5 separate regions of the Homo sapiens genome follow, and regions 2, 3, 4 and 5 are each linked to region 1. The links are chromatin contacts, found by Hi-C or POLR2A ChIA-PET in ENCODE. All regions are on one chromosome and are shown on one strand. Each heading gives the region's core, a stretch centred on a gene start or an enhancer-like site at or near the end of the contact. The rest is flanking DNA. Distances are from core to core; before and after follow the strand shown.

What was found. A loop is a pair of places that touch in the nucleus more often than their neighbours do. ChIA-PET counts read pairs that join two places held with the same protein, here RNA polymerase II (POLR2A). Pooled maps may share reads with other maps.
Region 2: a pooled map shows a loop between it and region 1 (8-fold over the local background). The contact joins the promoter of FZD5 here to the promoter of INO80D in region 1. A Hi-C loop is called at or near these places in 9 of 50 pooled maps.
Region 3: a pooled map shows a loop between it and region 1 (5-fold over the local background). The contact joins the enhancer-like site here to the promoter of INO80D in region 1. A Hi-C loop is called at or near these places in 3 of 50 pooled maps. POLR2A ChIA-PET finds 5 or more read pairs at or near these places in 2 of 52 experiments (activated naive CD4-positive, alpha-beta T cell and naive thymus-derived CD4-positive, alpha-beta T cell).
Region 4: a loop to region 1 is called in a pooled map, with 8 times the contacts of the local background. The contact joins the enhancer-like site here to the promoter of INO80D in region 1. A Hi-C loop is called at or near these places in 5 of 50 pooled maps.
Region 5: a loop to region 1 is called in a pooled map, with 11 times the contacts of the local background. The contact joins the enhancer-like site here to the promoter of INO80D in region 1. A Hi-C loop is called at or near these places in 4 of 50 pooled maps.

The regions. Positions count from the first base shown.
Region 1 is chr2:206,084,671-206,089,113 of GRCh38, forward strand. It overlaps INO80D (INO80 complex subunit D), which reads right to left and starts at 1,504. Exons shown (of 11, transcript NM_017759.5): 1 at 1,231-1,504. INO80D-AS1 (INO80D antisense RNA 1) reads left to right here. Exons shown (of 2, transcript NR_186084.1): 1 at 1-78; 2 at 1,287-2,834. RefSeq lists silencers at 235-529, 431-480, 521-720, 741-910, 991-1,200 and enhancers at 1,251-1,540, 1,267-2,086, 1,591-1,640, 1,651-1,760.
Region 2 is chr2:207,768,656-207,773,204 of GRCh38, forward strand. It overlaps FZD5 (frizzled class receptor 5), which reads right to left and starts at 1,251. Exons shown (of 2, transcript NM_003468.4): 1 at 610-1,251; 2 at 1-339. The coding sequence starts at 84. RefSeq lists silencers at 2-61, 472-531, 872-1,551, 3,608-4,083 and enhancers at 2,102-2,151, 2,316-3,136.
Region 3 is chr2:204,969,083-204,973,693 of GRCh38, forward strand. The region is part of intron 3 of PARD3B (par-3 family cell polarity regulator beta); the gene reads left to right. Among named protein-coding and RNA genes, the nearest start is that of PARD3B, 430 kb to the left of the region's middle. Within about 2 kb of position 2,274, at least 2 of the 41 ENCODE cell types and tissues checked have a DNase peak (open chromatin) inside an H3K27ac peak, as active enhancers do.
Region 4 is chr2:204,108,496-204,112,867 of GRCh38, forward strand. No RefSeq gene overlaps it. Among named protein-coding and RNA genes, the nearest start is that of ICOS, 170 kb to the left of the region's middle. Within about 2 kb of position 1,327, at least 13 of the 41 ENCODE cell types and tissues checked have a DNase peak (open chromatin) inside an H3K27ac peak, as active enhancers do.
Region 5 is chr2:207,141,302-207,145,747 of GRCh38, forward strand. The region is part of intron 1 of KLF7 (KLF transcription factor 7); the gene reads right to left. Among named protein-coding and RNA genes, the nearest start is that of KLF7, 22 kb to the right of the region's middle. RefSeq lists an enhancer at 981-1,482. Within about 2 kb of position 2,555, at least 30 of the 41 ENCODE cell types and tissues checked have a DNase peak (open chromatin) inside an H3K27ac peak, as active enhancers do.

The sequences.
Region 1 (4,443 bases), core at 254-2,753:
CTGCTCCCTACATCTTCCTCTCCGCCGGAGCTGTCCAGAAGGGGGATTTTGGACCCAAAGGAATCGGGATGAAAGGGGGTGGGTACTCAAGCTGAAAATAACACCCCCAGTTGGTGGGGTAAGGGCTAAAAAAGGCAATAGGGAAAGATTGTCCGGCAGAAACACCACCTGAGTTTACCTCCTCCTTCCCACCCCAAAAACCCAGTCACTAACTAATAAAGCTAAGAAAAGCCCCTTGCAAACTTTTCCAAACCGGAAGAGAAGGCCCTCTCCCCAACCTGGGGGGCTCTAGGGGGAAGGGGCTGGAGTTAGCAGCCCCGAATGGGCTCGCGGGGAGTTGGGTGGGGCGCGGGCGAGGGGTGCAGGGGCGGAGTACCTTCTTCAATGGACAGGAACTGGCAAAGAGTTTCAAAATAGCCGAGTGCGCTCCCCCACGCCCTGGGGGGTCCCGGGCGCTAGGACCAGGGCTCCCCGGAGAGACAGCGGCCCCCAGTTCGGGCCTAAAAGGAAACTTTCTGGGCCGCGGCTGCACCTGACTCCTCACCGCCCCTCCACCCGACCCCACGCCCGCCAGGCCGCCCGCCCCGCCCCGCCCCGGCCTGGCCGTCCGGAGCGCGGAGGAGGGGGATAAATAAATTCAACTCTTACCGGAATCTGGGGGCCGTCTGCGAGAGACCCGGGGGAAGGGGAGCCGGGCGCCCATTCCCCACTCCCCACTCCTAGGCCCTGACGCCCCTGTCCCGGCAGCCCGGGCCTGCCGCCCCGCGGGAAAGCCTCCGGGCCGGCGCGGGATTCGGCCCAGCAGCGCCGCCGTCCCACCCGGAGACCCCGGGGGACTCGAGGGGGCGCGCGGAGGCCCGGGGTGCGGGGGCAGGGCGCGGCTGCCGTGGGGCCTACCGGCCCGAGGCCTACCGGCGCCCCCCCCTCCCGCCGCACACCCCCACCTGGCCCGCGCAGGCCGCTCCGCTCGCCCCACTCCGGCTCCGGCTGGACCCCTGCCCGCCCGCCGTCGCCGCCCGCGGGCGCCCCGGAGGCCCTCAGGCCCCCGGCCTCCACCACCCGGGCGCCGGCCCCACTCACCCTTTCATTCTCCGCCCGGGGCCTGGCGTGGGCCGGCGAATCCCCGGCCTCACGTAAGCGCGCTCGCCGCCCGCCCAGCCTGCGCGGCCCAGCCCGCCGCCCTACGGGAGCCCGGGGATGTGGGCCGGGCCTGGGGCCGCCTCTGCTTACCTTTCAGCTGCTTTTTTTTTTCTCCTTCCCCCCTGTTCCCTCGGCTGGGCTGACAGATCAGAGTGAGAGGCGCTGGCAATGGACTAGGAAGCTCGGCTGCCGCTGCTACTGCTCCCCCCTGGGCTCCGGCGAGAGCCTTTCCCTGTCAAGCAAGAGGGGTGAGGATCATATTTTTATTTTGGAAACTAAAAAGTGCTCCCAGGGTCGGTGATTATTAAGGGGAAATCCCTGAATATACTCTCCAGCCAAGAAGGCAGGGCTGCCGGGGCTGTACAAGAAGAGGCAGCAGCCTCCTACAGCACCACTACAGGCACTGCGAGGACATAACACCAGAGAGCTGCTCCTCTGCCCTCCGAAACGACAACTTTCCTACCATCTTGGAGGCAGAGCAAAGGGGGGCCAGGGGGAAAAGTGCACCCGCTCCCGATAAAGTACAAATTTTTACTTCTCATCTCTGGAAAAAAGTCCACACCGGCCGTCTACACCCGCGCCTGGGGGAGAAAGCAGGGAAGAAACGGGGGGTGCATGAGAAACGTTTTCATTTGCTCCAGGGGGAAAAATGTTTCTGCATCTTCTGATGGAAAGAAATCTTTACAAGACACAGGTTTTCCGGTGGTTATTGTTTTTTATTTTCTGTTTTTAATTTTTTTCATGTTAGTGACAGTGATATTTTAATATTTTTTTAAGCCAGTAATAATTTTTCTCCATTACAGGGCTAAGTTCTGTGGCTGGTGGTCAGTTTGTAAATTTATACTTAAAGAGACTTAATAGTAACTTCATTTATTTGTCTGGTTATGTTATTGTATATATAAATATTTATGTTTTCATATATTGCATATAAAAATTTGTGTTACATGTTACTCTCAGAACAGATTGCTGTAAGACAATTGTAAAAAAACATGTCTTTCGTCTGTTTCTCAAAGCAATGTAAATAAAACCTATGGACTGTCCAGAAAGGCATGATACAGTGTGTCATTTTCCACAGTGCAGATAAAGGCAGCTATCACTGGGGATTTAAAAACGGCCCCTGTTTCTGGAAATTCTGTTATGCTGCCCATACAGAAAGGATACAGTAAAACTGGAAAGAGATTTTAAAGACAGCCTTAGATTTTTCTTGAGGTAAAATAGCTTATTAAGAATTATATCCGGGCATTTAATTTTTTTATTTATTTAGATTCTTTAAACTCTAGCTAGATCTTTGGTGCATTACACATGTTGCTATCTGCTTTTTGTGTCACAGAATTGAGAAATGTGGCTATTTTTGTTAGTTATGTTAGTTCAGAACTTCCAATGTGCTGCCAGCCTGTATGATAGACTTTTTGTATATTGCAGTGGATGTCATGAATTTACTTTTTTAAATGAGCAAAGCTTACTAGATAAATGGGATCAGAGTTAAACAATGCTGTTAGCACAGAGGTGAGAGGGACAAAGGGTACCCATTTACATCGATTCCAATAGAACGCTTATTGGAGGATAAATTGCAGAGACATTTTTCTATTTTTGTGAAGAAAGAGAAAAATAATAGAAAAAGAACCGACTATCTTTGTATGTTCTACTGGGGATGATGATTTAAATCTTGTATTAAAAGTTATTTTTCTAACACATGTTGACTAACCTGGCAGGAATGAATTTGTTATATTAGTGCCCTGAATCAGTAGAATATTTAATTTCTTTGTAAAATTTATTACACAACATTTAGAAATAACTTCCAAATTTAGAAATTGTCCTGATTTAAAAGTGAGTTCATGTAATGCATATATCGGATATTTATTAGTTTCTAGCTGAACCTTATCTTTATCATATAACTTTGAATATAGTACTTACCTAAATATTCTGGATTTTCTTTTTTTTTTTTTTTTTTTTTTTGAGACGGAGTCTTGCTCTTTCGCCCAGGCTGGAGTGCAGTGGCCCGATCTCAGCTCACTGCAAGCTCCGCCTCCTGGGTTCACGCCATTCTCCTGCCTCAGCCTCCCGAGTAGCTGGGACTACAGGCGCCCGCCACCACGCCCGGCTAATTTTTTCTATTTTTAGTAGAGACGGGGTTTCACTGTGTTAGCTAGGATGGTCTGGATCTCCTGACCTCGTGATCCGCCCGCCTCGGCCTCCCAAAGTGCTGGGATTACAGGTGTGAGCCACCGCGCCCGGCCTATTCTGGATTTTCTTCTGTGGTTTTCTTCCTCTTTGTTTGGTGGAAAAAGTTAAGTAAAATTAACTGATTCTCATCATCTTGGAAACCTCAATTGTGAAGCTATGTTCTATTTACAATATTTTTTTTAAACATTTAGACATCAAACACATTAGTTATCACAAGGAAAATCCCTTAACTAGACCTCTGGCGAAATTGAAAAACATGTTTTCTAACAACTTATTTTTCTTTATATATGACATGACTTTATAGATATGTTTTGAATTTTTCAAGAAATTAAAATGTGATCAGATTCCATGGCTTATGTCTGTGATCCCAGCACTTTGGAAGGCCTAGGTGAGAGTATTGCTTAAGCCCAGGAGTTTGAGACCAGCCTGGGCAACACAGCCAGACCCTTTCTCCAAAAACAAAAATTAAAATAAAATGTGCTTGTTTGCATTAAGCTGGCTGCACCCTTTTTTGCAATGCCCCTTGTGACCAAAGGAACTTGTCTGTCAGTGGATAGGGCTATGCTGCATCAGCTTAGCATTTCAGTGCTTTTCTCTTTATAAAGTTTGACTTCTGCTTAGCTATAGTCTATGATATTTATCCATCAATTGAGCAAAATATTCAAGACTTGAGGCCAGGCACAGTGGCTCACGCCTGTAATCCCAGCACTTTGGGAGGCAGAGGTGGGTGGATCAACTGAGGTCAGGAGTTTGAGACCAGCCTGGCCAACATGGTGAAACCCTGTCTCTACTAAAAATACAAAAATTAGCTGGGTGTGGTGGCAGATGCCTGTAATCCCAGCTACTCTGGAGGCTGAGGCGGGAGAATCACTTCAACTGGAAGGCGGAGGTTGCAGTGAGCTGAGATTGCACCATTGCACTCCAGCCTGGGCGACAAGAGTGAAACGCTGTCGCAAAAAAATTGCTATGTCTGATTCATAGAATCTGCAAATGCTAACAAAACTACTGATATAATTTTTTTTTTTAATTTTTTTTTTGAGACAGAGTGTCACCAGGTTGGCCAGGCTGGTCTTAAACTCCTGACCTCAGGTGATCCGCCTGCGTCTGCCTCCCAAAGTG
Region 2 (4,549 bases), core at 1-2,500, 1.7 Mb after region 1:
GGACGCGGCGGCCGCCCGGCCCACCAGCTGCGCTAGGAGCAGCAGCAACAGCGAGGGCGGCGCGGATGGGTCAGGCCGAGCCATCGCCCCCTCCCTCCCCTCGCCTCCAGCAGCCCGCGAGGGACGCACACAGGCAGAGGAATCCGGGCCGGGGCTTCTCCCTCCGGCGTCTCGTGTGTGGCGCCGGGGCTGGCAACCTGTTGGTTGCTTTTTCCTTTAAAGAAAACCGTCCAAAGATAAACTGCTTCGGGAAGGCGCTGCCTCCGCTGGCAGCGCTCCGCTCCTCGCCGGATAGGGCTGGGGAGAGACGGTTAGGGCTCGGATTCCAGGGAAAGGACTCTTTAAAAAAGAAGGGGGAGAAGAAAGATTGCAACCACTCCCTGTTGGAGAGGCGTCAACAGTTCGGTCCCCGCGAGCTGTCTCCAAATCTCTTAAGTTAACCCCTTTCCTTTCCTCCCCGCTCCGCCTCCTGTAACCAAACTACCGACTCCCCCACCCTCTCTTTCCAAGCTGGGCCCTTCAGGCAGTGCCCGGAGACCAGAACCCTCAGCTTCCCGGAAAAGGGCACAGGAAACGGGAGAAGAACAGGGAGAAAGGGAAGGTTCTCACCTCCACGGATCCCGCCGAGAAGAGCAGACAGTCCCCAGCCAGCCTGGGTCCTCCGTCCCTGGGTCACTCCGCTGAGAAGCGCGACTCAGAGCCGGGCTGGCGCCCGGAAAGTTTAGCGACAGGCTGGGTACCCGTGGCAGCGGCACATGGCAGCAGGTGGGGGCGACTCAGAGTGGGGGGCGCCCCCAGAACAGGGGCGGCGCAGGCCGGTCACTCGCCCTCTCCTCCTCGGGAGCCCCCCGCATGATCCAGACGGAGCCGGGCAGGGGCAGGCCGTGCGTTCTCCCCGGGGCCGGGAGCCGGACGGAGGGCGAGCGCGCCTGGCAGCACCTGGGCGGGAGGAAGGCGGGAGGCGGGGGCCGTGGGACCCCGCCGCCTCACAGCACCGCGAGCAGCCGGCGCTGGCCAGGCCGGGACTGCATGGTGAGCGCCGGCCGCCGCGTCCCGCCCGCCGCTCGCCTCCTCCCCTGCAGGGGGCTCCGCGCTCCAGTGGACTCCTGGGGGCGGTGGCGACGCTCTCGGGACGTGCCCTGCTCGGCTCCTCCCCCGCGCTCTCGCACCCTTTCGCCCACCTCTGGCGAGCACGGAACCGCGCGCGGCGGCGACCACAGCGGACTCACGGCCGCAGGCTGGCTGCCCTCTCCCGCCCCGCCCGGGTCACCTGCTTCTAATGCCCGCCGGGAAGCCCCGCCCCGGCTCCGCCCCCTCAGGCCCGGGCGCGGTTGGTGGGCCGCCTCGCCAAGCTCTCCGCGCGTCCCCGCCCACTGCCCCGCGGGCTCGGCCTTTCCCCCGGCGCCCTCTGGCCCCGCCAGGAGCGGGCAGCCAAGGAGCGCTGACCAATCGCGGGCCTGGAGGAGATGGGGGCGGGGCGAATGCTAATCATGCCGCTCTGGGCACCCGGGCGGGAAGCCCTTGCCAGAAGTCCCTCCGGAGTTCTCTGCCCGCGCCCTGGGTGCAGGACTCGCTCCTGTAACTTCCTGGCTTATGCACCTTTGCTCCCAGGGCCCCTGCCCTTTCTGCCTGCAGCTAAGCGTCCTTACAGAGTTCAGTGCTTCTTTGAAAGAACTGCTCAAGGAATCACTCTTAGGCGTGGCTGTCTCCCTTCCGAGCTGTCTTGGAACTGTGTGAAAGAAGAGAGGATACTTACTGAGCCCTTTACTGTGTGCCCAACAAAGTGTTAATCGGTTACATCCTTTTTTTTTTTTTTTTTTTTTGAGACGAGTTGTTCTGTCTCCCAGGCTGGAGTGCAGTGGCGCGATCTCGGCTCACTGCAACCTCTGTCTCCCGGGTTCAAGCGATTATCCTGCCTCAGCCTCCTGCGTAGCTGGGATTACTGGCGCCCGCCACCACGCCCAGCTAATTTTTGTATTTTTGGTAGAGACGGGCTTTCACCATGTAAGGCTGTTCTCGAACTCCTGACACCGTGATCTGCCCGCCTCGGCCTCCCAAAATGCTGGGATTACAGGTGTGAGCCACCGCGCCCGGCCCGTTTACATCTTAAGACAAGATCTCACTCCTTACAACAATTCTGAGGCAGGTACTTCCTACAGGTGAAGAAACCGAGACTGAGACTTGGCCAAGGCAACCGAGCTAATCATAGTTCCCCCAAGAAAGGGCGACCTCGGCAAGCAAGTTCACCTCCGTATTCCGATCACCTGGCACATAGTAGCCGCCCAAATGGCAACCCTGGGATTCGAACCCAGGTAGTTGGTCAGCGGCACTCACCATCGTAGCCGCCCCTCCCCCCATACTATCGCAGCCTCCCTGGCTTCGACCTTTACTTTTGCATCTCTTAACAAAATCTTGTTGTGACAAGAAAATGGATTTCTTTCTGCCTTTAGAAGACCCAGAAAGATGTGAGTCCTTTATTGGTCGAGGTTTATAATCCCAGGCAGTTCCGAAGTCGCCCGCAGAGAGAAGCGATACCGACCCAGGGTTCTGTGCTGGGCAGGGCGCCGGCCTCCCCGTGCCCTTCCGTCCCCGGCTGCCTGCTGCTAAGCCGCGCACTTGCGCGCCGCGGGGGGTCGGAGGGCGCACCGATGGCGGGGACACGGCGGCGCTCTTCAGTTGCGCAATTATGCTACAAGTTTTAAATGTCCTAAAAATGCCTCTTTTCTATGTGTTGTAATTAGATTGGAAGACTGAGGTATTTAGCATACTTGAAATACATTCACACGCCTAGGAAGAGGGTTTAAATTTTTTCCTTCTCCCCAAACTTTTCCTTCCACTGGGCAAAGGGCGAAAATAGGCAAGAGGGCCTGGGGACACTTGAAGGGATAGGGACTGGACTAACTGGACTAGATCCAGATCAACCGCGGGTTACTGTCCATCTCCTGTGCTGGATCCCATTGGCACAGGTTGGAAGAATAAATTGCGGAAGTGCCACTCCCCTCCTGCGTATCAACAACGCTTTGTGGGCAATAATGAAGAACACGTGTGTTAATCCCAGCCTCCAAGTTAAAAAGGAACAAATATCAATCACTTCGCGGATATCAAAACTATTAATAAACGTTTAAAAGGCCGGGCGCCATAGCTCACGCCTGTAATCCTAACACTTTGGGAGGCTGAGGTGGGAGGATGGCTTGAACCCAGGAGTTTGCAGACCAGCCTGAGCAACATAGCAAGACCCCCAACTCTAAAATACATAATTAAATAAATGAATAAATATACCTTACATCTTTCTTTCTCTGGAATTCTACAGGTGTTCATATTTTATCTCTTGTGTTTTGGAATTACTTGCCACTCTGGGTCAGGAAGCATCCCAGGGTTGAAAATAGTGGGAGTTGAAAAGCTGTGGGCATAGCAGTGAGCAAGAAAGGGAAGCCCTCAGTGGAAAGTATGTGCAGACTATGAACATGCCAAGGGAGGCCCATCTCATTCTGTGCTCTTTATGCAACGTGTGTATTACTGGGGATGGACAAGTGTTGGCTAATAATAAAAATTATTTGAAGTTGGAGAATGTTAATCACTCACACTGGAATTTAGCCAGAATATTTGTGTTATTTCACACGGTTCTGTCAGAGGCATTTGAACCAGAGCGACTCCATCTTGGATAGGGACTGGGTAAAATAAGGCTGAGACCTACTGGGCTGCATTCCCAGGAGGTGAAGACATTCTAAGTCAACAGGGTGAGATAGGAGGTCAGCACAAGATACAGGCCATAAAGACCTTGCTGATAAAACAGGGCGCAGTAAAGAAGCCGGCAAAAACCCAGCAAAACCAAGATGGCCAGGAGAGTGACCTCTGGTCGTCCTCACTGCTTATTGTAACTTAATTATAATACATTAGCATGCTAAAAGACACTCCCACCAATGCCAAAGCAGTTTACATTTTACAGATGCCATGGCAACCGTCAGGAAGTTACCCTGTATGGTCTAAGAGGGGGAGGAACCCTCAGTTCCGGGAATTGCCCGCCCCTTTCCCGGAAACTCATGAATAATCCACCCTTTGTTTAGCATATGATCAAGAAATAACCATAAAAATGGGCAACCGGCGGCCCATGCCGCTGCTCTGTCTATGGAGTAGCCATTCTTTATTCCTTTCCTTCTTTTTTTTTTTTTTTTTTTTTTTTTTTGACAGTCTTGCTCTGACGCCCAGGCTGGAGTGCAGTGGGGGTGCAAGCTCGTCTCACTGCAACCTCTGCCTCCTAGGTTCAAGCAATTCTTGTGCCTCAGCCTCCCAGGAAGCTGGGATTACAGGCCTACGCCACAACACCCTGCTATTTTTTGCATTTTTAGTAGAGTCGGGGTTTCGCCATGTTCACCAGGCTGGTCTGGAACTCCTGGCCTCAAGTGATCCGCCCGCCTCGGTCGGACTCTCAAGGTGCTGGATTACAAGCATGAACCACCTCGCTCGGCCCTTTCTTACCAAACTTGCTTTCACTTTACTCTATGGATTCGCCCGGAATTCTTTCTTGCATGAGATCCAAAAACCCTCTCTT
Region 3 (4,611 bases), core at 1,024-3,523, 1.1 Mb before region 1:
GAGATTGCTGGCCTGAGAGTTCATTTAAATGATGAGATGTGGTAACCAAAATCCCAGGCGAAATTGGAAAGAATCATATTCACATGATCTATTTGGACTTAAAAATTTATAGTTCGAGAATTTTCCAAGTCTTCTCTGTGAAACCCCATGGTTCTTCTGAGCATGTATTAGGGTTTCAATGGATGCTTGATTCTAGTTAATAAATAACATTTATTGAGCGCTTAAGTTCTAGATGCTATTTAAATTTGTTCATTCTCCATCTTTGGACAAATAGGATTGGTTATGCTAGTGTGGAAGAAAGGGTGAAGAAGTCTAGAAAGTAGCCAATAAACAGAATCCCAATGCTTATCTACCCCAAAACCTCACCTCCACTCAAAAGATGTATGCATGCCTCAGAAAAACGTTTGTGAAATGCTGACCTAGAAATATGCAGTTCCACAGAATTTTATAATTAGCAATTGTGTAGGTAATCGATATTATTTTACAAATGAGCAAATAAAAGTTAAAATTCAATGTGTACTCTGATGTTGAATAAGGAACTAGAACTGGAACCCACATTTCTTGGCTTCTAGAACAGTGCTTGTTCAGTTGCATGACTTTTTAAAAATTAATTGTAGATTTCAATTATCCATATATTTTAGGTACTATATGTGATAGCACCTCACATCCTTTTGGAATTGAGTAGAGTGTAAATTAATAAATAGATACTATGAATAGGTATAAATCAAAAGCTACTGAGAGAACAAGACCAGGAAATGGAGGTGGAGAAAATGTCTTTTAAATCCTATACATTTCAGAAATGAGTTTGCTTCTGTCTTCTTATCTTCTCATCCCGTGTGTGTGTGTGTGTGTTTGTATGTGTAGGAAAGTTCCACTAAAACCAATATACTAATGGGATCCATAGATGTGGGGTTTTTTTTAATAACGTGGATATTTTAATAGACTTTCTGATTTTTTAAGTATGTACATATAGGGCCATCTGTAAAAAAGACAAATTAGTGAGGAAAATTATTTTGAAGTTTAGGAGGGTGGGAGTCTCCCGGTCCTTCCCCTGACTAGTCCCTACACTGCCTTCATGATTAGTACCTGACCACCTACTGTTCCATAAGAGGCTTTTTGTGGCCATAGATCAAGGTTGGCCCAACCCAATCTTTGTCCCTTGAGAGTCAGTGATATGGAGCTAGTTCTAGACCCTGCAGTATTTGATCTAGCTGTGTGATCAGGATAAGTCATTTAACCTATCTCTATCAGAACCAACTTTTTCCAAACAAAAAATAAATCAGGACAAATTTGGGACACATTCTAGCAAAGTAAAAATTGAAAACCAAGGCTATCCAGGTCACTCCCTGATGTGTCACCACCATATCTCCCTGGGCCACAGTTTCCTCATCTATAAAATAAGCTGTCCTTTCTCCAATGGGCCATGATGGTTCCTTGAGTGTTTTATTAATACCAAGCTGAGTTTGAATCCAACTCCATGCCTCTGCCAATTTCCCTGCTATGGCCCCAATTAATTAGTAGTTTTTTATTTTGTACCTTTTGATAATTTTTTTCAGTACTTCTTGATTGAAATTTGCTAATTTGGGTTCAAGCTTTCATGGGAAAATATTTATTTAGTTAAATTATTTTAGCAATGTAATTTAAATAGTTTTTCAGGATAAAAAGTACTTTAAACTTGGCTGTTACCATGCTTGTGATCTAGATTACCTTGATATAAAGTAATCTAAGTTTGGAGTTGAAGTGGTATTAGCTTTATTCTCCTCTTGTGTGTTAAACTTTGAAGATGAGCTACTTTCTATTTGAAAGTGATTCTTGTTTTTGAGACTTGAAAGCTGAAAGGTGCCTCAGATGCTTTATTGTTTCCATGTGTGTTTGTGATTCTTCAAAACCGAAATGGAAATTATGATTATGTGTTTGTTATAATATCATTATTTTCAAAACACTGAGTTCTCTTTCTTTGCAGTGGTGTTCAGCAAATACTGTGTAGCTATAGATTCCTGTTGAAAATTGTGACCATTTTCTATCTGATTTTGACTAATTTACTGCATAAAGGAAACATATGGGAACATTTTTCTCAATTTTTAAGCAAACCAAATCCCTTTATGGCGCTGATCTTCAGGAAAACGTAAAGAAAGGGGAAGTTTATTCCTTTAATTAGGCTGCTGTGTGTAAGTAGCTGCTGTGCCCATAATGTGAGTTTAAGTATTGGCATCTGATCCTAGACAAACACACTCACACCACACACATAGCAGAACTAAAGCTCAGGGATGGGTTATGCTTCTGATGAAGCCTTTGAATTCTGACTACAAAGCATATAAGCATGTGAGGGTTCCTTGTTGTTGGAAGCTCTTTGCTGTAGGCTGTGAAACCCAGAGTTAAAATTACCCAGAGTTAAAATTGCGTAGATGAATTCATAAGTTACAATTTGGTCATTGAGTTTCATCCTGTTTGTTTCCTGTTGAGGCTGATTATTCAAAAGTTAGCAGTTATAGAATAGTTTTTCTTTCTTTTTTTTTCCTTTCCTTCCCTGGGAGTCTGTTTTTTTTTTCCCCCTCCATGAAGGCTTAAATGAATAATGTTGTAATTAGCTATGGTAACCTTGCTAGGGTGTCATCAATCAGTCATAGCCATATAGTCAACAAAGTGTGTGCTTGCTTTCTGGTGTGACTATAACTAAATCAGGACTAAGGAGGCTATAGTGTTTCTAACCCATTTTGAGCACCACTCTTTTGCTACTGTTGTTTTGTTTTAATTTTTTTTTTTTTTTTTTTGTAGCAATGGGTCTTGCTATGTTGCTCAGGCTGATCATGAACTCCTGGCCTCAAGCAGTCCTCTTCCTCAGCCTCCCAAAGCATGAGCCACCACGCCTTGGCTGTTTTGATTTTTATTTTAGATTTTGTTTTCAGAGTAGTGAAAAAGTAGCTCTGTGGAAGAATGTCACGTTATTCATTGAATATTTAAAATTAATACTTTGTAAAAGGGCCAGTGGTACTAGTTAAAGAATAAAGTCAATACCTAAAGACAAGTAGCCCCTAAAAAATATTAAAAGGTAATTACCATATGGGAGTAATTTTTGTTTGTATTGAGTAAAACTATGAGCAATATTTTAAATATACAATTTTGAATATGCCTGGCATTACCTCCTTTTGCAGATGAATATATATAGGCCTCATAGTTGATCACTTCCTACCATTTTGTTAAAATAAAATGATGAAGTTTGCTTGAGAACATGCTATAGTTTTATAAATGCATTTTAAATGAGATATTACTTATTAAAATTATATAGTGTTACACTTCAGAAAAATAAAAATTACCACCATCCTAACAGAACTTGTATTTTCATTTTTTTGTTTTATATTCAGTTAACTTTTGTATTTTAGTCTTATTTCAATTTTCTTTTTTTTTCTACCTGCTTCAGTTACCCTTTTGTCTCTTTAATTTTGTGTGCTATATCTGATGGCTAAGTTTAGCAGTTAAATTTATACTAAGTTGGTTGTACTCAAATAAAATAGAAAATTATTAAAAGGAATTTACATGTAACCATTTAACCAAAAATATAAGACAGTACATAAAACCAAGCTCTCATTTTTGTCCTTTTTCCAGCTGTATTTTCTAAGTTGATTATGTGACCTCTAAAAAAACAGAGTTCACCATCTCCCCTTTGGCCTCTTACCAATGCTGGACCCACACTGAGACGGAGTCTGCAGATCCTCTAATAAACAAACGGAATGAAAGGTCACCTTTCCTACCATTCACTTGATATTAGACCCCTGGGTTTTTAAGCCTCTTTTGCAGATTGCTTTTAATAGTAAGTCCAGTGAAGTCATGTTTGCAGAGGCCTAGTCCCTAAGTAGTAAAAATATTTTCAGCACTGCTGTCATATTCAGCTTCTTGTAGTTCCCCTGACCACTGATAAAATGATTTGCAGTTTGTCCTTTTAATAAAGGGGAGGAAAAAAACCAAGCCATGCACCTCTGGCCTCTTCCCCATGCCCCCACCAGTAAAACCACCATCGTCCTCCCTTGCAGCCAGTCCCCAGCTCGCTCTCTTCTGTTTCAGGCACTCTGAGGCAGCCGAAACACAGCCACACAGAATTGCCCTCTGTTCTCTAAATACAAGTACTGCTTTTCACAGCCTAATAAGGTTTAACATGTCTATTACAAAATGCCTTTAAATTACTTATCTGTATTAAAAAATTTGTTGAAGTTATGACTCAGATTTTTTATTTATACATATTCATCTTTGTGGCCATGAAATAGATTACATTTTCTCACAAATTTCTAATCATTCCTAAATAAATTATTTATAGTAACCATGCTGATTTTCTTTTGCAGTTTGCAATTCAGGAATCTTGTTAACAATTTAATATATGGTAAAGCCCTTTTTGTACTGACAATGTAAATGTAATGTTTAGCCTTTAAGATTTTTTTTTTCTCTCTGAGTGTGTATGTGTGATTTTTTAAAATTTTCTTTCCACCCAGATGGGCAGGCAAAAAAAAAAAAAATCCACTAATTTAATTATTTACAGAAGATCCATCTTAAGGACAAGTCACTCAGAGTTGGACACGCTTTCGTGACTGGCTCAGGATTTTCTCATTTGCTTTATCTGAT
Region 4 (4,372 bases), core at 77-2,576, 2.0 Mb before region 1:
CATTCATAAAGTGGAGGGTGATTTGTGGTCTGCCTCACTGTGATTGTAGAGGAAAACAGCCATCTTTGCTTGTCTCTGCACTAGATTTGTTTTTCTAATTTCTTTTTACTTGAAGGTTTACCAGCTGCTTTATTACCAGAGCGAGGCTTCCTTGCAGTCTCTTTTCTTTTTCCTCTCCCCCTCTGTTCCCCTCCTTTTTGTTCCTAGAGACAATCAGTGTCTCTGGTCCCAGCTGCCACTGCTGATTTTTCATTACAGTTTAATTTAAAACTGGGATTGGAATGGAAATGTCTTTTTGCCATTTGGGGTTTGTGAGGCCTGTGGTTTTATTGCCAAAGGCACAAATGTTAGTTACTACTGTTTTTCCAGAGTTTGCTGGGGAGGGTGAAGGGGTATAGGAGAGTAGGAGGGAAGAAAGACAGACTGACCTAGTGGAAGTGGGAGGGAAACTGGAGGGGGAAATCCCTCTTTCGGAAGGCAACTTTATTCTGCGAATTGTTTTGTTTGATGTTTTGAAGAATACGAGTTGGGTCACGAGGAGGGAGAAATGGCGTAGGATCTCCCCAAATGTGTATTTATGTAGGCTAAATATTTGTCAGCCCTGGAAATGAGATGGCTGAGGGAGGGACGATCACACAGACACAATTTGGAACTAGCACCAATGTAGAGAAAATGGTTTTCTTTTTAAGTAATAGTAACGTCTGTGGCTGATTCACTTGACCACAGCCGTAAATGGGAATACCCAAGGAAGGACTAAACGGTATCTAACCTCAGAGGAAACAAGCTCTACATGTTTCTATGCTCTCACCTAAAAGGAGACATCAGGCATCTATCTGCACTAGCTTCTGTGTTCTCTCTCCTTTTATATTTCTTGGACTCAAGTCCTAGGATTTATTTACAAGCCTCCCTCCAGTCGTATCCCAGTCCAGCTACACAATTAATGTTTCCTATAATCTCTTAGAAGGTTCTTAGTGAATGATTGTTTTGATCAGATTAAAACTAAACAGTCTGCTAAAATTGATGATGTTTTTACCTATCTAAGTGTAAAATTAAGAAGGAAGGACATTCTTATTTGAAAGTAATCATGCAGCAGGCGGTGGAGAGAAGCTGAGGCATTTGCACACCTTGATTTCAATATTTAGCACTGACATTGGAGGCAGTTGTTTCCTGGTTGGGGAGGAATCTACAGAAACCGGAATGTCTTATCTGTCTTGCTAAAAACAATTACTGTCTCTCCTCCCAGCAAGAATCCCGCTCCTCCTGGATACACCAGTTTTGGATGTCAAACCGAATGCTCCATTATCTCTACAGATCGCGCTGACTCTTCACACTGTGGAACATTTCAACCTCCTCTCCAACTGGCCTCAGGCGGCTGTCGGACTGGTGAACTTGTCTGGGGTAAACACATCTCCCTGTCACAGAGCAGCCCAAAGACTCAGCGTGCTTTGCGGGTGCTTAAGGCCTTGTGCTGCCAGTCTGCACATTTTGTGTGCTCTTGGTTAATCGGGACATTTTATCCAAAAGCACATTTCGGCCAGGCTTCCTCTCCTGCAGACTCACCCCCATCCACTCCTTCCCCACCTGTCTAGGGTGTTCTGTTTCCCTGCTGCAGGGCGGAGGGCAGCGGTCCAGGAGCCCCACAATCATCCCCAGTTTCCAAAACTGTTGTGGTTGCCTTTGCAGTTCACACGGACATTCTAGTGGTTGGAATTTGCTCACAGAAGACATTCTACTAATAACAGGGGAGATAGTTCTCATTTGTCTAGTTCAGAGTTCATAGCACACAAAGGGGGAAAGAAAATAATAATAATGGAAACCGTTTTAACCCCACCAGCTGCCCCGCCTCCATCACAACAACAGAAACAAGAACAACAACGACAACTCCCTCACCCTGTGCCCTGTGTGGTTAACTCCAACACAACCACAGCCCCCGTGCCGGAAGCTGTGTGTGGCTGAACGTCCCGATGTGATACTGAAATATGTGTAGAGGAAATGCCTCTTCTGACCCCTCAGTGAAGCTTGAAACTTGAAGGAGCTGATTGACATTTGAAGAAAGCAGCTATTTTTGTGTGTGTGCAATTTTCCCGGATGAAGAAAATTGTCCAGCTCTCCCTCTCCGTTGCTCAGCCCTCCCCCAGAGGCTACATCTCATACCAAGCAGTGGGCTCTAAGGGCAGGTCTGCTTGTGCTGTGAGGACACAGGTGACGTCTTTAAGGACCTTCTTTCCTGCTCCAGTATACCACATGTTGTGGTCAGCTCCCTGTAAGGCAGATATTGCAGCCACCTTTTCTTTCCAGGTTTACCAAAATAAATGCAGGGGGAACTATGGATGGAGCATTTTTTGCCCTGTTTGACAGGAAAGTGGCTGTTTGATCTTCCTTTGTGCTATAGGAATCTTCAGAAATCTCTTGGAAAATCTCATAAACCTATGTTAGTGGCCACATATGGGATCCATTAACTCCTCATTTCTGCTTGTTCTTAGCAAATTTTTGTCTGGTGACAACATAAAAACTTTGGATTGTTTTTGTTTTGCTTCACACCAGAGAGAACTCTGTTGACTGGCTTTAGTTTTGAGAAAATATTCAGCAAAAAGCAGACCGGGTTTGGAGTGAAATAACTAATTCTAAGTAAAGCTTGGTGGAACATTTGGTTCATGAGGAAGTAGGGGGACATTTTTCTTCTTTGGGTTTCAGGGGGATTCCAGAGTTGCCAGTGTTCTGGGAAGACGTCTCCTTTTCTGATGAAATTGAATAAGAAATCCGGGCTTTCTTCCTATCTCCAACTATGTGTATGGTGTGATTTTGGAATAGTGGAGTGGTCTCTCTTAGTTTCTCAATGTTTGTTTTCTAAATAGAGGACAAAGCAGCAACATACTCTTTTGCAAGACACGCCAATATCCTTAGATAAAAAGGTGTTAAATAATGACATCATACCAGTATTTGGAACTAAAATTACTCGTGTATGACAAAAACCAGATTGGAGGATGTTAACTCAAAGTAGACAGAGAGAAATTTAGAAGAAAATTGGCTTTTATTTTTCTGTTTTAAGTAATTAATAAATGAAACACAACAATCTGCGCTTTCACCCACAGGCAGCATCAGGGGACATCAAACATTGCCTTTGAAGTGGGCCCCCAGTAGGGAGGACCCCACTGTTCAGGCTACTTTATAGTGGTAATATACTGTCTGGAAAAAACAGATGCCAAGAAATTGTGCAGATTGTATCTCTGAGCATCTGAAACCCTAAAACTTCAGGGGGCCAAGGAAGGTCCCAGCCCTTTGATTTTTTTTCTCTTAAAAAAAAAAATTGGCCTAAAGTATTAAATTGAAACAGGCACTTCATTTCTTTCCTTCATTTCTCCCTTCACCTCAGGAGACCTACGTTAAATTCCACTTAGATCACAGCTAGATGTGGGTTTGATGGTCTCAAGCCACCTTTTAACTGTACGTTCATCCCATAAATAGAAGACGAATAAAGATGTCAAACTTCATCCATATGATATTCTGACACACGTGGCTCTCTCTGTTAAAGAGGAGCTCAGATGAAGATGGGCTACAATGGATTCTACAGAGCAGAGAACTGCAACAAACCACAGTGAATTTGCACACATAAACAAGAGCAGTGTGGATTACAAGACGGTAGTTGGCAGAGATTCACTTGTCAATGTCGTTCTGAATGGATGTTTGCAGAAGGACAGCAATTGGGCTGGTGAATTCAGTGTGGGCCACTTTCCTAAAGCCATCGTCATCAAACTTTGTGTTTAAATGTCTGTTTTCCAGGGCAAGCCAAGTAAGGCCTATGCTTAAAACAAGGTGTTTTGAAATCAGATTTAGCTCTTCATGTTCTGAGTAAAGATACAGGGATACTAATTTGGGGATTATGCTATTAAGATTTACACATTTATCTGTGTCCTAACTAGGCAAAGAACCAAATCTAACAACTGGAAAGCAAGAAATATACTGCCAAATATTGGTAATTTCTTCCCTGGAATACTCATGGCTATTTTTAGTTTGTTAATGTAAAAAGCAGTGAGATGAAAAGTGAAGTGATCTGTTTCCAGAAGAAAAACCGGTCAAATCTTCATTAATAATTCCTGTAGAACGCTCCATGGGCCTTTATCTGACAGCGTGACAAGCTGAACTAAACAACAGAGACTGTAGGAATGTAAAAGACATAATCTTAACACCAAACCTTCTGAAGATTTGGCTGTCATTTTACATTAAAGGCAAAGGGTAAAAACCTCCATTGAACAGACAGAGTTTGCAGCATGATTATAGTGCTAAAATTTAGTGGGGAAGAAAAAGCTGACATCAGAGTTAGTAAATGGTGGTGTTGCAGGGTATCGAACAACTAAGCTTTCTTTGCATGACT
Region 5 (4,446 bases), core at 1,305-3,804, 1.1 Mb after region 1:
GGTCCCATGATACAAGACCACATACTTGTCCTTAGGGTGCTGCAGTAGGTAGATGCTATTTCTGAGGATGCTTTCCTCTAAAAGGTAACACATCTTCCCATAAATCTAGGTTAGGAATCAAACTCAAACACATTCAGGGACTAGGAGCATAACATACATTAGTGAAACAGTCAAGGAATATGACAATAATGAGGGGTGGGGACTGTGGTAAACTGGATAGCACATGCCATCTAAAAGGGGAAGTTGGTACATAGCACCAGCTCATCGATATCATGTAGAAAACAGAGGTCCAGAGTTGGCAAGTGTTTTTAAAGGAAGCCCAAATCTTTTGGGGTTTATGTGGAATCTCTCCAATTGTTTCAATGTTGGCAATGAGTATTAAAAAGTTAGAGTGCGTGAGACAAGCAAAGGGCCCACAGCTGCCAGTCTGAGCCTTCTGTTTCAAATGAAAGCAGAGGCAAAAGAAAAAAACAGAGGCATATTTGGGCAGTTCTTTCTTCCCTGTGGATCCAAATTATGGTATAACTGTCTCTTAGGGTAGTTATCAGCTGGAGAACCTTAAGCCTCACGTCCCACAGTTTCCCTAAGAAATCCCTTATTTGAGGAGAGACCCAGCTGAAGGAAATAATGATGAGCTGCACTTTCATTCGGCCCTGCTCAGCTCCTCCTGCCCCGCAGTACTCGGCTGGAATCCCTGCTCTCAATAAGAATCTTGTCACAAGAATGAGAAATCTGTAGAGAAGGCACCATGAAATGTCAAGCAGGAAGAGGCAAGAGCTCTGACAAATCCAATGAGCCTTGAGGTCTGGCACCAAGCTTTAAACTTCTTTTGGGCATAATCAATAGCTGCTCAATAAATACTTCTTCAATGAATTTTTTAAAAATCTTGATTAGGAGCTACTATTATTTTTCATTGCATGCTCTTCACTGAGGTGACTGGGAGATTGGTAGATTTTGCCCAATAAGATAATGAATGCCTGGGGAGAAAAAGCTCTGCTAAGATAAACAGGTGACACCTGTTTGAACTCTGATGGCCTTTCAGGGCAGGGTCTGTTATCTTGTACTTCTTTCAAATTAATTCAACAGTTATTTACTGAGCTTCCACTTTATATAGGACATTGTGCTGGAGACTTCAAGCGATTCTAGAGCTCAATATCTGCCTACAAGGTGCTCATGGTATCACAGGAAGAGAGGGATAGAAATACATGCAATTCAAGATAACACAGCACATGCGACTAAGCACTAGGCTGAATGAAGTGGTATGGCAACACAGAGAAGGAACCCACTCACTCTCCCTGCAGAGGTCAGTGAAGGCCTTGTGAAGAAGTCACATTTGAAACAGACCTTGGCAAATGAGTGAACTTTTGCCAAGTGGAGAAAGGGAACAATGACATTCTAAAAAGTGCACACAGTGTGAGCAAGGGTGTAGAGAGGTGAAAGCCCCACTGTGTGTCTGGAAAAGGATGAGCAGTCTAGGATTCTGATGAATGGGGTACACATTACGGAGGAGCAAGAAATGCATGCCCTCGGGCCTAAAAAATGTCTTCTATTTTTGGCTGACAATTACATTGGTGGTTTGCTCTGGGTTAAGCTTTGCCAACGCACTTCTAAAAGGCAGTAGCTGTTTCTCTAGATCTTCAGTGATAACTCAGGGAAAGATTAAAGAGCTCAAAAGATATTAGTGAAACCCAGTAGCCGTATTAATGTTGCCCAGTGATATTCCTGAACCTAAATGTCAAAGAAATCATTCAAGGCATTTTCTTTTTCAGACTGATACTCCCAATTTAGAAAACAACACAACAACAAAAACATAACAAATCAAAATGAGGACAAAACCCAAAAAGATGGAAATAAATACTATCAAAAAAAATCTTAGCTAAAATACAATGCCACTGGATTAAGCACAGAATTAAACTCATCTCTGATTTGCCTGGTAGCTGAAGCAAAAAGATCAACAATGAGTTAGGAAATTCTCATCATCAAATAAAAGAAACGTCAGTTCCTCAGAGATCAGTTGATCTTCACACGTAAAGTTTAAAGTAAAAGGAGGAGGAGGAGAAGAAAATGAGGAAGAGGAACAAAAGAAATGACATGAAAAAAAAAAATCCCTCCATTTACCAAAAAAAAAAAAAAGTTAAACTGTTTCTATTTAAAACCCTCAAGTATTTTGTCAGTTGAGGGAACTGAAGGTTCGGAGTCTGGGTATGTTTTTCTGCTTTGTAGCCTCTCTCTGTTGATGTTTTTCTGGCTTTCTAAGCAAAAAGGAAACCTCACCCATTCCTGTAGACATGCATTTATGACCACATTCTCCTGGCCAGTAACCCTCAGTGGCTCGTGGAGGCTCTCTCAAGGGTGGCATGTCAGGCAAATGGATTTGGCTATGGAGCTACTGCTTCTGTGGCTACTACTCAGATTCAACGCAGGCGCCTTCAGCGAGGGCTCCAGGGCAAGGCTCACTCATTAAGGACAAAATGTGCAGGCACATTTGACCTTTGGAAATCCAGCCCTGGTCTGAAGCTTCCAGATTCAAAACAAAAGCTTCAGGGCCGGAAAGAGAGTTAGAGGAGGCACACTTCCTAGCTTGGGGCCCATCCCCCACACATTCCCCCTGTGACTGAGAGGCTCACAAAACCAATAGAGCAGCATTATTAACTCTGCAATATCATAAGAGAGGGCTTCGCTCTCTGCCTTGGTGGAGAGAGAGAGGCCAGGGGAGGGGCAGGCTGGCTCCAGGGGAAAGCATGCTTCATTAGAGTCTTAACTCAAGGGAGGCAACTGCTTGTGTAAGCGCAACAGATGAACGCAATGTAGAGAGGCTCCCATAAAAACCCTGGCCCTGGTCTAGGAGTCGTCACAGCGGGGGGGAGAAAAAAAAAAAAAAGCATAGCTAGACTGAGCAAAGGCTGGGTGGCAGAGAGCTGTCATTTGGCATAGACTTCCAAAATGCCAGCAAGTGAAAAGTCATGTCAAGGGACTAACCTAAGGCAGAAGTTTTAAATGTGTCATACAAATGGGATGCTCCTTCATCTGCAGTCACAAATTTTAAAGCATCCACTGTCAATCATTTTTCACTCTGTTTTCTTGGGTTACCGACAAGTACCCAAATGAACACTTATACATTTTTTCACCAGAACGAAATAATAGCTCTACTTCATGAAAATGACACCACCAACCCTATCCTTGTGTTCCTTCTGATTTGCCTAGGACTCCCACCCAGCTGGGTCACTGTTTCCCTCTCATAGGTCATATGACCCAAGCCAACTGCCTCTATCACCAACTCCCATGATACCCAATGAACACAGGGTGGCTCAGTCTTCCCCTTTCTTTGAAGATCTGTGCTGGTCTTTCGGTCATCCTGCCACTATCCCCAAGCAGCTTCCATATCTGTCATTTCAGGGCAGCAAATCTGCTGACATTAAAAGTAAACCAACTAAGTTTTCAAACACATCTTAGTCCCCAAATCCTTCCTCCAGTCATGCAGATCAAGTAAATGTCTTATCTTTATGAAGTCGTGGTTGGCTTCAGCTTCTCCAATTCTGGCGTTTGATTCTAGATAGAAGGTTAAGTACCCCCTGTTGCACATCAGACTTGCATCAATTCAATCCATTTGCTGTTAAAGAAGCATCACACTTCCCAGAAAGGTTTTTTTCCCCTTTAGCCACATACCAAGCCAGAATCAGACAAATGCAGCCTGAAGTATTTTTAGTTATTATTCACATTTGTCAACAGGGACAGTGACAACTCACCAGTCCGTTCTGGGGCAGAACTTAAGGAATGGAACTCTCGTATCTATATTGTAAAAACGAATTGCCACCACTGATGACCATAACTACCTGCTGCTTACATGTATACAGACTTTGTTAGGAAATACTGTGCAGTAACGTATCATTAAGACCTTACTGGCAGGCTCAGTCAAAATCTCTTATTTGACATGATTTAATATGTAACATGGAAAGACCCAATAACTTTTCCTATTCTTCACTCATTTTTTTCCAATGGAAGAAATACTACAAATACACTAAGAAAGAAGTTGAGAGTTTCTTTTAATGAACCTTTAAACAATAATACATCTATTCAACACTGGCAATATACCTACTATATAAAGTATGACAACTTTTTTGCTTAGCAAGATGAAAATTACAGGTAGATACATGGATGGGAAGTTATCAAACCCAAAAAGAGACTAATCATAAATGAAATACAGGTGTCAGTTGTAAGTGTTCTCAATGTCTGTTCCATTTTAGATTCCTTTTGAGTGGTAACTGTAAACTTTCAGGAAAAGTTTTTGAGAAGAATATTTTTGGGAAGATGAGTAGAAATATTCCTTCATTATGTCAGATGTGACTGTGAATGTCACTAAGGAGTATTCTTTCCTGGCACCCTAATCTTTCCCTTATTTCCCAATCACAATTTAAACTTCTGTGCCTATTTATCTTCCAGGTCCAC